Regions from separate parts of the Homo sapiens genome. Here region 2 is linked to region 1. Evidence: read pairs that join two places in POLR2A ChIA-PET (ENCODE). Cell type or tissue: K562. All regions are shown on one strand. Each heading gives the region's core, and the rest is flanking DNA. Links, peaks and the distances in the headings are about the cores only. Region 1 has its middle 6.2 kb from the start of ITGAM. Region 2 overlaps FUS (FUS RNA binding protein).

The links. ChIA-PET counts read pairs that join two places held together with the same protein. Peaks named below come from ENCODE experiments on the same cell type or tissue, not always from the same donor. Only the 100,000 strongest peaks of a DNase experiment are listed, where the experiment ranks them.
Region 2: POLR2A ChIA-PET joins it to region 1 with 5 read pairs; 11 of 35 experiments call an interaction of 5 or more read pairs at or near these places.

Annotation. Positions count from the first base shown.
Region 1 is chr16:31,249,300-31,258,163 of GRCh38, reverse strand. No RefSeq gene overlaps it. Among named protein-coding and RNA genes, the nearest start is that of ITGAM, 6.2 kb to the left of the region's middle. In K562, for the core only: no CTCF peak of the experiment used is centred there; a DNase peak (open chromatin) is centred at 4,353.
Region 2 is chr16:31,183,999-31,190,820 of GRCh38, reverse strand. It overlaps FUS (FUS RNA binding protein), which reads right to left. Exons shown (of 15, transcript NM_004960.4): 4 at 6,819-6,822; 5 at 6,425-6,612; 6 at 5,642-5,882; 7 at 3,985-4,019; 8 at 2,464-2,496; 9 at 1,595-1,698; 10 at 1,027-1,156; 11 at 680-781; 12 at 423-546; 13 at 1-79. Among named protein-coding and RNA genes, the nearest start is that of FUS, 7.3 kb to the right of the region's middle. In K562, for the core only: no CTCF peak of the experiment used is centred there; no DNase peak of the experiment used is centred there.

The DNA of each region.
Region 1 (8,864 bases), core at 2,131-7,130:
CTGTCACTTTTAATTCTGTTTTCAAAGGCACAGGAAAATAGGTATCCTTCCACACATACATGGAACACAAACCTCACCTTTATGTGACCGCCAATGTGATTCTCAAGCCAATGATTTTTTTCACTCTTTCTCAACACATTTTCTTTTTTTTTTTTTTTTTTTTTTTGTGAAACGGAGTCTCCCTCTGTCGCCCAGGCTGGAGTGCAGTGGCGTGATCTCAGCTCACTGCAACCTCTGCCTCCCGAGTTCAAGTGATTCTCCTGCCTCAGCCTCCCGAGTAGCTGAGAATACAGGTGCTTGCCACCACGCCTGGCTAATTTTTTGTATTTTCAGTAGAGACAGGGTTTCACCATTCAACACATTTTCTTTTGCCTCTAGTTCTACTTTCCCGATAACTAGATGGAAAAAAATGCTTGCTGGCTGAAAAAAAAAAAAGCAATTAAAATTATGTACATTTGGTTAAAAATTATCTGTTTATAATTTTTATATATAGCCAGGTGTGGTGACTCCTGCTTGTAATCTCAGCACATTGGGAGGCCAAGGCAGAGGGATCATTTGAGCTCAGGAACTCAAGACCAGCCTGGGCAACACAGCAAGACCCTGACTCTACAAAAAAATGTTTAAAAATTAGCTGGGCATAGTGATGCACACCTGTGGTCCCAGCTACTCAACAGGCTGAGGTGGGAGGATCGCTTGAGCCAAGGAGGTTGAGGCTGCAGTGAGATATGATTGCACCACTGCACTCCAGCCTGGAAAACAGAGCCAGACCCTGTCTCTAAAATATATATAGGCAGGGCATGTAATATATACAGGCACGCCTGTAATCCCAGCACTTCGGGAGGCTGAGGTGGGAGGATCACCTGAGATTAGGAGTTCAAGACCAGCCTGGCCAACATGGTGAAACCCCATCTCTACTAAAAATACAACAATTAGCCAGGCGTGGTGGCAGGCACCTGTAATCCTAGTTACTTGGGAGGCTGAGGCAGGAGAATCACTTGAACCTGGGAGGTGGAGGTTGCAGTGAGCTGAGATTGCACCATTGCACTCCAGCCTGGGCAATAGAGCTTGACTCAGTTTCAAAAAATAAAAAATTAAAATTAAATAAATAAGTACATACATACAAAAATAAATCATATATATATATATATATATATATATATATATATATATATATATATGCAGGAAAACCAAATGTTAATAGTCGTTATCTCCAAGATAGGAGGATTACAGGTATGTTCCAGTATCTATTGCTGCAGAGCGAGCTACTCCAAAACTTCATAGTTAAAAACAGCAGCATATTATAATCTCTCGCGTATCTGTGAATCTCCTGGCCTCAGCAGTTCTCAGCGGGGTCTCTCACATGATTGCAGTCGGATCACAACCAGGGCTAGAGTAATCCAAAGCTCAGTTGGGCTGGGCTCCCAAAATGGGTCACTCCCACAGCTGGCAGTTGGCCGTGGGCTAGGAGCTCAGTTGGGGCTGTCACCTGGGCACCCCCACGTGCCCTCTCCATGTGGCTTGGGCTTCTCGCAGCATGGTGGCTGGACTTCAAGAGCAAGTGTTCCAACAGACAGGAAGCAGAAATTTCCAGGCTACTAAGGTCTTGATCTGGAAACTGGCGCCAAGTCATCTGCACCACATTCCATTGATCAGGCAGTCACAGAGCTCATCCACATTCAAGCAAAGGGGACACAGATCCCACCTCCCAATGGGAGGAATTTGTGGTTGTATTCAATCTGCTACAAGATGACTTTAATATTCTTTTCTATATCATTTGTACTTAAAATATTTATATAGGCTGGGTGCAGTGGCTCATGCCTGTGATCCCAATGCTGTGGGAGGCCAAGGCAAGAGGATCACTTGAGCCCAGGAGTTTGAGGCTACAGTGAGCTATGACCTCAACACTGCACTCCAGCCTGGGCAACAGAGCAAGACCATGTCTCAAAGAGAAAAAAAAAAAAGACCTTTATACAAAAAAAAGACTCATAATCATAAAAAATACCAATAGATAATTTAAAACAACAGGTTACCTGTATTTGTTAGCAGGTAAAGAAGCTGAGGAAAGGACGAACGAAGTCATGAGCCCAAGATGAGAAGATACCAACCAGGGTGCCCGGGGAGGAGTTTAGTAGATCAGCTGGGTTTGCTTTGGGAAAAGTTTTCACACTCTGGCCACTATGGGGGCTGCTCGAACTCAGACGTGGAGGCCCCTCCTTGCCCTGAACAGTGGCCAAGGGTCCACTCTCTGTAAAAACATAGGCAAGATCTCAGACTGGCTGTCCAACCTGCAGAGGCTTTCTCAATGAGCCACCACCAAGTGTGCACCTGACCTGGTGACCGTGGGTGGGGACATATCTATAAGCTGTTGGCTGTTCCCTCCTACCTGTCCCCCATCCCCACTCTTGATAAAATCTTAGCTTGATTTCCCCTATAAGTGGACTCTGAGACAAGGCTTCAAGTGTAAGTAATTTATCTGGAAGGTGATTCCGGAAACACTGGTGGGAAAGTGAGGAAAAGAAGGAGCTAATGCCAGGCACAATGGCTCACTGCCTGTAATACCAGCACTTTGGGAGTCCAGAGTGGGAGGATCGCTTGAGCCCAGGAGTTCAAGACCAACCTGGGCAACATAGGAAGATTCTGTCTCTTAAAAAAAATTTTTTTTTAATTATCTAGTGTGGTGGTATGCACATGTAGTCCCAGCTACTCAGGAAGCTGAGGCAGGAGGATCACTTGCACCCAAGGGGTCGAGGTTGCAGTGAGCTATGATCATGCCACCATACACTGTACTCTAGCCTGGGCAACATAATAAGACCCCGTCTCTTAAATTTTTTTAATTAAATAAATAATTAATTAATTAAACATTAATATGTATCAAACAGGTGTGGGAAATCAAACTATCTCCCTGAAAACGCACTTCGCAAAATGTCCCTTGGACATTTTGAGCCCAAGTGTTGGAGGCTGCAGTGAGCCATGATCACACTACTGCACTCCAGCCTGGGCAACAGAGTGAGACCTTGTCTCAAAAAAAAAAAGAAGGAAGAAAGAAAGAGCTTATAAAAGATATGTAATTAAACAAATTACTGGCCGGGCATGATGGCTCACGTTTGTAATCCCAGCACTTTGGGAGGCTGATGTGGGTGGATCACCTGAGATCAGGAGTTCGAGACCAGCCTGGCCAACATGGCAAAACCCGTCTCTGCTAAAAATACAAAAATTAGCCAGACATGGTGGCATGCGCCTGTAGTCCCAGCTACTCGGGTGGCTGAGACAGGAGAATGCTAGGAACCCGGGAGGTGGAGGTTGCAGTGAGCCGAGATCATGCCACTGCACTCCAGCCTGGGCAACAGAGCAAGACTTCATCCTCAAAAAAAAAAAAAAAAAAAAAAAAAAAAAAGATTATTGACCTGGTGCAGTGGCTCACGCCTGTAATCCTAGCACTTTGGGAGGCTGAAGTGGGTGGATCACTTGAGGCCAGGAGTTTGAGACCAGCCTGGCCAACATGGTGAAATCCCATCTCTACAAAAAATACAAAAATTAGCTGGGCATCATGGTGCATGCCTGTAATCCCAGCTGCTCGGGAGGCTGAGGCATGAGAATTGCTTGTACCCGGGAGGCAGAGGTTTCAGTGAACTGAGATTGTGCCACCACACTCCAGCCTGGGCAACAGAGCAACACTCCATCTCAAAAAAAAAAAAAAAAAAAAAAAAAAAAAGAATAGAGAGATATGTCATCTTCATGGATGACAAGACTACAAGACTACAGATGTCAGTACAGATGTCGGTTCTCCATTTAATTACTCAAATTCATTATAATCTCACCCAGCAGAATTTTTCTAGAATTTGACGTGCTGATTCAAAAATTGACTGGACTAGAAAACACACAGCAATAGCCTATAAAGCAATGGGACATACCTTACAATGTCATGTTATTCCATAACAAGTACCCTATCAAAGCAATATTCTAAAGCCACAGTAGGTAAAAGTACAGTGTTGGCTCTGGAATAAGTATATAAGACCCTCGGAAAGAATACAAAATACGTATGTAGAAATCTGGTGTTCCCATCAGAAACAATACATTTCTCCTACTGAAAAAGCAAACAAGACTTTCTTTGATTCCACTCCCCTCATCAACCACTGCCCATTTTTTACTTCCCTTTTGCAAAACTTCTCCAAAGTAGTTGTCTGTGTTGGCTGCACCCTGTTCTACTGCTCACATCCTCCCTTAACCCCATTCCAACCAAGCCTGTGCTCCAACCCGGCACCTACTCCACCTAAACTATTTTTATCAAGGTCACCAAGGCTGCCTGAGTGACTCCAGTGATGAGTTCTGTCTTCATCTTGAGTGACTCAGCAGCAGCTTCTGACACTCGGCCCTCGCTTCCTGGAACTGATTTCTACATCTGTCCTCTGACCCCACACTCTCCTGCTTCCCGCCTACCGCCCATGACCCTCCTTCTCAGTTTCTCTTGCTGATTCTCCTCTTCTCCCAACCTCTTCAGAAGGATCTCAGAGCTCAGTCCTTTGACTGCCTTTTTTCTTTTTTCCAACTCCTGGGTTCAAATGATCCTCCCACCTCAGCCTCCTAAATAGCTGGTACTACAGGCATGCGCCCCCATGTCCAGGTAATTTTTCAATCTTTTTGTAGAGACGGGGTCTCACTAAGTTGCCTAGGCTGGTCTCAAACTCCTAGCCTCAAGCCATCCTCCCACCTCAGCCTCCCAAAGTGCTGGCATTACATGCGTGAGCCACCGTGCCCAGCCGAAGTCAATTTTCAGTACAGCAGTCAGAGGGATTGTTTCAAAACACAAGACATATCATGCCACTCCTCTGCTCAAAACCTTGCAAAGGCTCCCACGTTACTGATAGTAAAAGCCAGTCCTTTCTACAACCTACAAGGACCTGCATGACCTGTCATCCCAACCCCAGCCCTTACCTCTCTGAGCTTACCTCATTTTCTGGGACAGCAGCCACCCTGGCCTCCTTGCCATTCCTCAAACCTGCCAGGCACACCACCACCTGAAGGCCATGGCACTGGCTGTTCCCTCTGATGGAACCAATCTTCCCCCAGGGATCGGCAGGCTCACTGGCCCACCTCCTTCAAACAAGTGGGTTTTGCATCACATGACTCTCTATACTCAACTTCGCAAACCTTCTTTGCCACATTCCTCAACATTTTCCAGTTTTGCTCTCAGGGGAATGAAGGTATCAGGTCTTCATCGTCCCTTTTCCTGCACAGCACCCAGGGTCACGGCTTCTCTCTTCCCAACAAAATCTCCCAGTCCCACCTCTCCAAATTTCCTTCCTTGTCTACACAGACAAATTATCTCCGTCTGAGCTCCTCCAATTTGCTTCGCTCACCACACTCGAAGAAACTTGCTACAGGATCCGCCCTCCTGAGAAAGTTGTGGGAAGAACAAGAATAAAATACTGTTTTTCCATTGCACTGGATTGTCAAGAAAAGTTCCTGTGATCCTGTCAGGCCTCTGAGCCCAAGCTAAGCCATCATATCCCCTGTGACCTGCATGTATACATCCAGATGGCTTGAAGCAACTGAAGATCCACAAAAGAAGTGAAAATAGCCTTAACTGATGACATTCCACCATTGTGATTTGTTTCTGTCCCACCCTAACTGATCAATGTACTTTGTAATCTCCCCCACCCTTAAGAAGGTACTTTGTAATCTCCCCGACCCTTAAGAAGGTTCTTTGTAATTCTCCCCACCCTTGAGAATGTACTTTGTGAGATCCACCCCTGCCCGCAAAACATGGCTTTTCACCCCCTATCCCAAAACCTGTAGGAACTAATGATAATCCACCACCCTTTGCTGACTCTCTTTTCGGACTCAGCCCGCCTGCACCCAGGTGAAATAAACAGCCTTGTTGCTCACACGAAGCCCGTTTGGTGGTCTCTTCACATGGACACGTGAGACAACCCCAGCTACCCAGGAGGCTGAGGTGGGAGAATCACTTGAGCCCAGGAGATTGAGGCTGCAGTGAGCTGATTGCACCACCGCACTCCAGCTTGGGCAACACAGCGAGACCCTGTCTTAAAAAAAAAAAAAAGTAAGAAAAAAAAGTTCCACCTGAGTGTCATCCTCAGCCATCTGGTTAAGCCTTTGGGTCTGGAATCAGACTAAGGGCACTAAAATCCTAGGTCTACGCCGGGTGTGGTGGCTCACACCTGTAATCCCAGCACTTTGGGAGGCTGAGGCAGGTGGATCACCTGAAGTCAGAAGTTTGAAACCAGCCTGGACAATATAGCGAAACCCTGTCTCTACCAAAAATACAAAAATTAGCCGGGAATGGTGGCACATGCCTGTAATCCCAGCTACTCAGGAGGCTGAGGCAAGAAAATCACTTGAACCCAGGAGGCGGAGATTGCAATGAGCCAAGATCACACCACTGCCCTCCAGCCTGGGCAACAGAGCAAGATCTCATCTCAGAAAAAAAAAAAAAAAGAATAAAAATATCCTAGGTCTATAAGTATGCCCTTGAACAACTTACTCTCTGGACCTCACTGTCCTCATCTGGAAAATGGGGGCAATAATTGTACTAACATCTTGGGGTGATTGTGATAGTTAAATGAGATAATAATAGATGTCAAAGTGCATGTAGTCAACATTCGCTGTAATCATTCTACCAACTGTGTTGGGTTGATGGATGACCTGGCCAGCGCACCCTCGATGACACACAGAGGTAGGTGGCTGAAAGCTGCCTGTCGCTCAGTGGGAAGCATTCTGGATGCTTCCCTTGCCACCTCAGTTGTCCATGCAGCAGGCCAAATGTCTGGCAGGCCAAGGAAATTGTTCTACCACAGGCTTTGTGAGTCCCAGGTGTTTCGACCAAGGTCACACAAAGAGCATGGTTGGCCACAGGTGACTTGCAGGGCAGCGACAGCCATTTCACCATCTCTAAGTTCTTGCCTCCCAACCTTGAAAGGAGGAGTTGCTCAGGGCCTAACCTGAGCAGGGCAGGAAACAAAACTACTAATTCCTGGAATAGGCTACTTGGTACTCAGTAAATCTCATGTTCTACTTGTTCTGTTGTTTTTCCCCAAAAGGCCCTAACTGATGTGTGACTTAACAGAGTTTTTGTAAGGGTTAAATTAAATAATGCATGTGAAAAGCTTAGCACAGTGCCTGGCATGTAAGATGCGCCCCCACCGGCAAAGATGATTATTTGTATTGGTGGAGACTAAGGTTCAACTGTTGTAATAAGACCCAAAATCACAGAGGCTTAGCCCAGACAGTCCTGTGATGGCCCCAGCATCAGCATTTGGGGGTTACGGAGGCTCCATGGTGTTGGAGATCCAGGCTCCCTCCAGCAGGTTGCTCTGCCATCCTGAGGGTTTTGTCTTCATCCGCCTGGTCAAAGACGGCCCAGCGCCAAGTCCACCCTCGGGCTGACAGGAAGGATAAAAAGAAGTGGTGCCTGGCAGGGAGTGGTGGCTCACGCCTGTAATCCCAGCACTTTGGGAGGCCGAGGCAGGCGGATCACCTGAGGTCAGGAGTTCAAGACCAGCCTAACCAACATGGTGAAACCCCATCTCTACTAAAAATACAAAAATTAGCTGGGTGTGGTGGCACATGCCTGCAATCCCAGCAACTTGGGAGACTGAGGCAGGAGAATCGCTTGAACTCAGGAGGCAGAGGTTGCAGTGAGCCGAGCTCAAGCCACTGTACTCCATCCTGGGCAATAGAGTGAGACTTTGTCTCAAAAAAAAAAAAAAAAAAATTGAGGCCAGGCACGTTGGCTTATGTCTGTAATCCCAGCACTTTAGAAGGCCGAGGCAGGCAGATCACTTGAGCCCACGAGTTCAAGACCAGCGCAGCAACATGACACAACCTTGTCTCTATAAAAATTACAAAAAAAAATTAGCTGGGCATGGTAGCATGTGCCTGTGGTCCCTGCTACTTGGGAGGCTTAGGTGGGAGGATCACCTGAGCCTGGGAGGTCAAGGCTGCAGTGAGTCAAGATTGCACCACTTTACTCCAGCCTGGGTAACAGAGCAAGAATCTGTATCAAAAAAAAAAAAAGCCAGGCACAGTGGCTCACACCTGTAATCCCAGCATTTTGGGAGGCCGAAGTGGGTTCACATGAGGTCAGGAGTTCGAGACCAGCCTGGCAAACATGGTGAAACCCCGCCTTTACTAAAAATACAAAAATTAGCCAGCCATTGTGGCGGGCGCTTATAGTCCCAGCTCCTTGGGAGGCTGAGGCAGGAGAATCGCTTGAACCTGGAAGGTGGAGGTTGCAGTGAGCCAAGAGCATGCCACTGCACTCCAGCCTGGGTGACAGAGTGAGACTCTGTCTCATAACAAAGAAAAAAAATGGTGGGAAGGCCCCTTTCCTTTAAAGGTGAGACCAAATGTTGCACACATCATTTCCTTCACATCTCATTGGCCAGGACTTAGTCACATGGCCACACACAACTGCAGTGGTGACTGGAAAATGTGATGTTATCCTAAGTATCTGTGTGCTAATTAATGGGGTTGCATTACTAAAGGAAGAAGAGGAAAGCACATGGGGGCAACTAGCTCTCTCTGCCACATATCATTATCATTACTCTAAGCACGCTCTGGATGAAACATCTTGTACAATTTGACAAAGTAACTATGGTCCTTAGGCATCCTTGACCTGATATAAGTATCATTACTGTCACATTCAGCTCAGGGCCTCTCTATTCAGAGCTTTACAGGCCTTGGGGTTTGGGGAGAGGCTGCAGATTCAACAAGAGCTTTCCTCCAGAAAAGTTTTATGTGCCTTAAATAAAGTGGGAAATTGAGGGAGAGGGGGGCTTCCTGGTTCCACATGAAGGAATACAGAGGTTGGAGAAAGGGTGGAGGCAAAGCCCTGAGGGGAGGCA
Region 2 (6,822 bases), core at 1,823-6,822, 67 kb after region 1:
CCCTCCTGGGCCATCTGGTTTAGGGGCCTTACACTGGTTGCATTCATTCCTCCAAGAGAAGTTCATATTCTCACAGGTGCTAAGGAGAAAGGAAGACAATCAGTCTGGAGCGATGGGGAATAGGCAAGACCTAGAACTAGGAAGAAACTACGGTGACTTTAGAGATACAGTGAGGAAACTGAAGCTTCAGAAAGACAAAACGGCTTGCTTCTCAGAGTCAGGAACAAAAATCAGTATTACTGAACCCAATCCATTACCTTTCCCATTACATCAACCTTACCTAGGTAAGCTTTTGGCTAAATCTGACCCCAACAGTGTGGCCTTGACATTTACTTCTTTGGAAAACACGCACATACCTCAGTACCAATATATCAAAGAGCACGCATGCAAGAGAACTAAGAAAAAAATTAAGTTTCACTCACGGATTAGGACACTTCCAGTCACCAGCTCGCTGCTGTCCTCCACCGCCACCACCTCCACTGGGAAATCCTCCTCGGCCACCACCACCACTGCCACCACCTCCATAGCCTCCACGGCCCATGGGTCCTAATGCAGATAGACCAAGTATGGGTCTGCTCCCTCTCCAAGTTTGGTAAATCTAACCCATTCCATGCAAGCCTTTACCATCTTCTGCACTCTCCCCATTACCCCTCTGCACCACTAGCAGGTAGCTCCTCACCTCCTCGCCCTCGGCCTCCACGACCATTGCCACCACCCCGATTAAAGTCTGCCCGGCGAGTAGCAAATGAGACCTTGATAGGATTTCCGGAGAATTCTTTACCTAGAGAAACAAAAAATCATCAACAGACTTTAAATGCAAGACACATTAATCCGAAAATACAAGAGAAGCGTGCCTTTCTCAAATGGTTTATAATCTGCTGACACATAAGCAAAAATGAGACTACCTGAAACCGCAGCTAAAGTAAGTGTTGGAAGACTCAAAAGAACCCTCAAACTATGGCTTGTTTCCTAAGGCTTGCTGCCCTATATCCCCAGCCCCACCTCTGCCAGCCTTCTCATACATACCATCAAACCAGTCAATAGCTGCTTTAGCTGAAGGTGGGTCATCAAAAGAGACCGTTGCCTCTCCCTTCAGCTTGCCAGTTTCCCTGTCTGTGTACAAATTAATCATGGGCTGTCCCGTTTTCTTGTTTGTCTGAAGAAAGCAAAATGAGGTAACATCAATTTTAAAGGCTACAGTACTCCCTTTCCATCTTCTTCCTCTAGAACATGAGGTTTATAATTCCCAAACTTCAGCTCCCCTCTTCCCAGTTACTTCTTCCTACCTCACATGTAAACCTCCATTAAAGAAAACTGTCTCTCACTCCAATATTGAAAGATAAAACTAAAAGTTACTATAGAGTACAAATCTCAAGAGTTTAGGGTACTCTGATAAGTTATACTTTTTGTGTTAAGATAGAACTTCTCTTTTAGAAAACAGTAACTAAGGCTCTTTCCTCAACAAATTAAGCTGGCAACAACCACTAAGACTTGTTTTTACTGCTGGCAACCATTAAAGACTTGCTTTTACTAATGTGTGAAATCCACAAGCCTACAACACTGACAGAAAGCTCCCACTCCTCTCCACAAGTACCTTAATAATACCAATCTGCTTGAAGTAATCAGCCACAGACTCAATTGTAACATTCTCACCCAGGCCTTGCACAAAGATGGTGTTGTTGTCTGAATTATCCTGTTCTGCTTGTTGAACAGAGAAAATGCAAATGTGAAAAGGTAAAATAAAAAACACAGGAAAAAACCTAAAGCACCTAGTATCCATCAAGCAACTGGTATCATTTGGTTTATGGAAGACAACTAAAAAGAAATCCACATCCCTTTTGAGTCCCTATATGCCAGCCATGCTGATAAATTTCAGATTCAGTTTGACAATTATCCTTTGAAACATGTTAACACCCAGTATACAGTATGGAAACCAGGGCTCAGGAGTGAAATGCCCAACAAGACCACACAGAAAAGTCCATCAGTATTTATCAACTTTCAGTTGAAGGTCCCCGAATTAAATAAGAAACCCATTTTACATTCAAATCTAGTACACAAACATCAATACAACCTAAACAGGAGTTCAATGCTTTACTTCATGTGGTCAGGTCTTTCACTAGTTTTGTTCACCAACTTGGACATGATCCACATTTTGAAAGAACCACTGCTGTAAACCATCTGAGTGTGGTCCAGACGCATCAGCATCACTGGGGACTTGTTAGAAAGGTAGATTTTCAGGGTCCTCTCAGACCTAAATCACTGGGGGTGGAACCCACAAGCCAGGTATTTCTGAGAAATACTTCGTAACAAATACTTCTCACTGCTAACTAAGGACACACCTAACTCCCTTCCTTCTCTATCCCCATTTTTTTCAGTTTCCTTTTTATAATAGTTTCAAAGAACATCCAGGCAGTCTTGATACCACTTTAGCCACTCTTTTCATGCCACCACGTGTGAACTCACCGGAGTCATGACGTGATCCTTGGTCCCGAGGGCCTTTAGTGACATGGAAAAAAAGAACAAAAAAAAAACAAAAACAAGGAAAAGATGAGCCGTTAGTCAACAGGAAAAAACGGACAAGGAAAAAAATTAACACCAAATCCAAACTTGTAAAATATCAAGTAAGTGCTCACAGCCTCACTCCAAACCCTTTCCTGGGTCGCCTGCCCAGAGGAGAAAATTCTAGGCAGGCCCCTTAAGATCTGTAACTTGAGTCTCCACAGAGACAACTCCACACTTCAGCAAATGCTGCCTCCCCCAGCTCAGGCTGGGAAATGTCCTCAGCACAGGTGGCAGGGGAAACGGAGACCCATTAAAGTGAACAAACCAACTCAGCTTGGCCCGGTTCTCTCACCCGAGAGAAGAGAGATGGGCTCGCCACCAGCCATGCGATGTGCATCCATCCAGTTTCTCCCAACTTTACCACCAGACACTTAACCCTTGTGGAACAATTTTTAATTTCATCTTTAGAAACCATCCTTAAAACCGTGTTGTTTCCCCGAAACCACATGAAAATAAAAACCATACATAATAGCTATTGTATTTTTTAAGCATGTCCCAGGGAACAGACCAGAAATCTTATTTCCGTAATGCAGCCTCTATTTTGTTTTTCCAGAGACCATCTTTGACCAATGTTTATCTGAATTCGCCATATATAAATATTGTACCCACACGCAATGACACCTAAGTCATGAACCCACACCTTTGGCTTTAAATCTTGAAACAAATCAAGAAACCTTTTGTTAACCAAACCAGAAAAGTTCCAGCTTACTGGGAGACTTCTCAAATTTGTCATTTTTCCATGAATTCAGTTTGTGCTGTTTAAGACCTTCCTGGTCCACGAATTCAGTTTGTGCTGTTTAAGACCTGGTTATTTCCCATGAGCCACACATGCTTCCAATCTTTCTTGAAGTAGTGCACATGTTCCTTCCCAGAGCTAGTTTCTATTTGCCCATCTCAGTTAAGTCCATATACATAGAATTGCATTCATTGACACCATTCCGTACTTTATAAATGTATACCAACTTCACCATCCTCAGGGCAATGTTACATCCCTCTTCCAGAATTAAACATTCGGAGTTGTCTCCCACACACTCACACACACACAAGCCTTGGACACAACGATCAAAAGGATCCTAAAGCCAAGATGGCACCACGTGTTCCAGCACGCACTCTCCAGTTTCTCATGATGATGGTCACTAAGTGCCAGGTGTGGCAACGGCCCAGTCCAAGGCCTACTAGACCCCTCTTATTAACCTGGGGCAAACCCATTTGGTAAAAGATGACTATTGAGTCTTACCCCTACCTGCTCCAGGTTAGCACACACCAGGCAACAGGTGGCATTCTACCCTACCCCTTTCTGGAGGTGGTTCTGGACACCTCAAAACCTTTGACATTTAAATTAACACGCTAAGACATCTGCAAATGAACAATCAGACAAAGCATTGCTGGGAGTTGGGAATTTTGGAAACTCTGTTCACTTACCACCAAATTTATTGAAGCCACCACGGTCACTTCCGCTGGAGAAGACAAGTTAGAAGAAAGGACATGAAGCTTCCAACGGCTACAAAAGGTTGTTTTTTGATTTTGTTTAACATTCCCCAAACATGGGTAGGTGTTTTTGGAAAAAGATACAAGTGGCTACTAAAATACATCCCTTCCTGACCACCCCTTGTCTGACCTTTGAGCATGTCACACACACGTGTGCAATTTCTCAGACACAGTTTATAAAGATTTTGCTTTAAAAGGTTACGTTATCTATTTCCTCTGGAAAAAAAATAACCCATTTTCCTTGGTCGTTCTTCCGATGGAGCAGATGTTTTTTTTTCCTCTTGTCGCAAGTGGTTGACAACCAAGTAGTTGGTTTAAAAACCCTACCCCAATTTACCCAGAAGACATTTCACACCAGGCTGGGGTAGCCTTGAACACATTTTTGTGGTTTTTGCTTTGAAAGCAGCAAGCAGACCCAACCCCATTCCATAAAAAGTCAAAACCAAAGGCAACTTCCCCTTAAAGCAAGACAAACTTAGCTAAGCTCTGTCCTAACTACTGAGCTGTTTTTGATCTCCCCCAACCCCCGGGGTCACCCCTTCTACACTGCGAGAAGAGCGGAGTATTTTGCAATGTCACCTTTCATACCTGTGGCACATAAAATGCAGAGCAAGTTAACAGTCACATAACAGTTGTTTTTCTTTTTAAAGTTTTGCATTAAACACACGCACACATTTCCTCATTTTTGTTTTCCTCATTTTTGCACGTTTTTGAGATTGCCCCCACCCACCTCTGCATACTTACCATTTCCAAACTCGGTTTAAAAATCTACTTTTTCCAAAAACAGTAACACTGACATTCCTCCCCTTTTTCAAGGGAGACAGAGTAGGGTCCTTCAAATCTTATTTACCAACAGATTTGACAACTGTTTTAACATCAAATCTAAGGTTTTACTTCAAATCAACTTCAGCAGGAAGGAAAGAAGGTCCAGTTGGACAAGCTGATGAATTTTAAGTAACCAGGGGAAGGCAGACAGTGGAACAAATAGGTGGGAGACCACTGTCAAAGCATATTTTTGCCCAAAAGGTCTGCTTACTTCAGTCAGCTGGCCCCATAAACCAAGTCACACACAAAATCAATGTCGGTCAAATTAGTGCAAATCAAGCTCGTGGATTCAAATGACTATAGAAAACGGGAAGAGTAGCCAATTCCTGGAAGCTGAAGTCAGGTTAACCATTACCAACTCCCTAGAGGACACATGGGAATACACATACCAAGTTTCCCTACTATTTCCCAGGAGTGGGATCATCGGTTTCCCTTGCAGAGAAAGAAGTCTTCACTTCCATGTTTCTTGCCTAGGATATTAATGACTCCAATCCATACGTATCTATGTATGGTTTCTTTTTTTTTGGAAACAAGTATCATTACTCAAAATCTCTATTCAGTGGTATGGATGGGAGTTCAGGCTCCCAAGTTCTCACAAAAATAAAATGGGGATGTAAAAAGAAAGTCACTGCCCCCAAATCAAAGCCCTCACAGATCCCTAGACAACAAGAATACTAAACCATGCACTAGGGACTGGCTTCAGGGAGATTCATGCAATCCTCCACACTCCCCACCAAAGATACTCCCTGGCTCATGAGACACCTACCCCATGCCACCTCTGCCTCCACGGCCACCTCCACGACCTCTGGGTTCATAGCCACCACTGCTGCGGTTGTAACCACCACCGCCGCCGCCGCCGCCGCCACCACTGCCACCCCTGCCGCGGCCTCCACGGTCCTGCTGTCCATAGCCACCGCTGCCACCTCCACCACTCTGGTCTTGATTGCCATAACCGCCACCACTGCCACCACCACTACTCATGGAGGATTGATCTTGGCCATAGTTACCTGTGAGAAAAGAAAGAATGATTAAAAAAAAAAAACAAAAAGATTGTAAAGTAGCACTAAAAGGTTTGAAAAGGTTTGACAAGTGCCAGGCAATGAAGGACAAAAGAAAGTAAAAAGACAGCTAGGAAACAAGACAGGAACCCTCTTTTAAGCTAAAACAGGAGAATACAAATCCTTATAGAAAATGGGCTGCAGACACCAGGCACAGTGGCTCACGCCTGTAATCCCAGCACTTTGGGAGGCCAAGGCGGGCGGATCACAAGGTCAGGAGATCGAAACCATCCTGGCTAACATGGTGAAACCCCGTCTCTACTAAAAATACAAAAAATTAGCCGGGCGTGGTGGCGGATGCCTGTAGTCCCAGCTACTCGGGAGGCTGAGGCAGGAGACTGGCGCGAACCCGGAAGGCGGAGCTTGCAGTGAGCCGAGATTGTGCCACTGCACTCCAGCCTCAGCAACAGAGACAGAGCAAGACTCCGTCTCAAAAAAAAAAAAAAAAAGAAAAAGAAAATGGGCTGCAGACAAAGCTGAAGACATCTCACCTCCACCTCCACCTCCACCTCCACCACCACTGCTGCTGTTGTACTGGTTCTGCTGTCCATAGCCCTGAGGGGGATTATAGCTTTGCTGCTGTCCATAGCTTTGCTGCTGTCCACCATAGCTAGGCTGCTGGCTGTAGCTCCCACTCTGGGGCTGCCCATAGCTGCTGCTCTGAGAACTGCTACCGTAACTAGGGAAAACAAACAAAAAACACAATCACAATCCCAGCATAGCCCCCAATTTCCTTTCACTTTTAGTGGAGTCCATTCTCTGTACCCAACACAGGCTCCCCTACCCCAATTACACCTCTGAACTGCTCCTACTGCTGGTCCCTTTATCATTCCTCATCAATTCACCCCTCTTTTCAAGCCTTCCCCGACATCAACACCACCGTACCTTC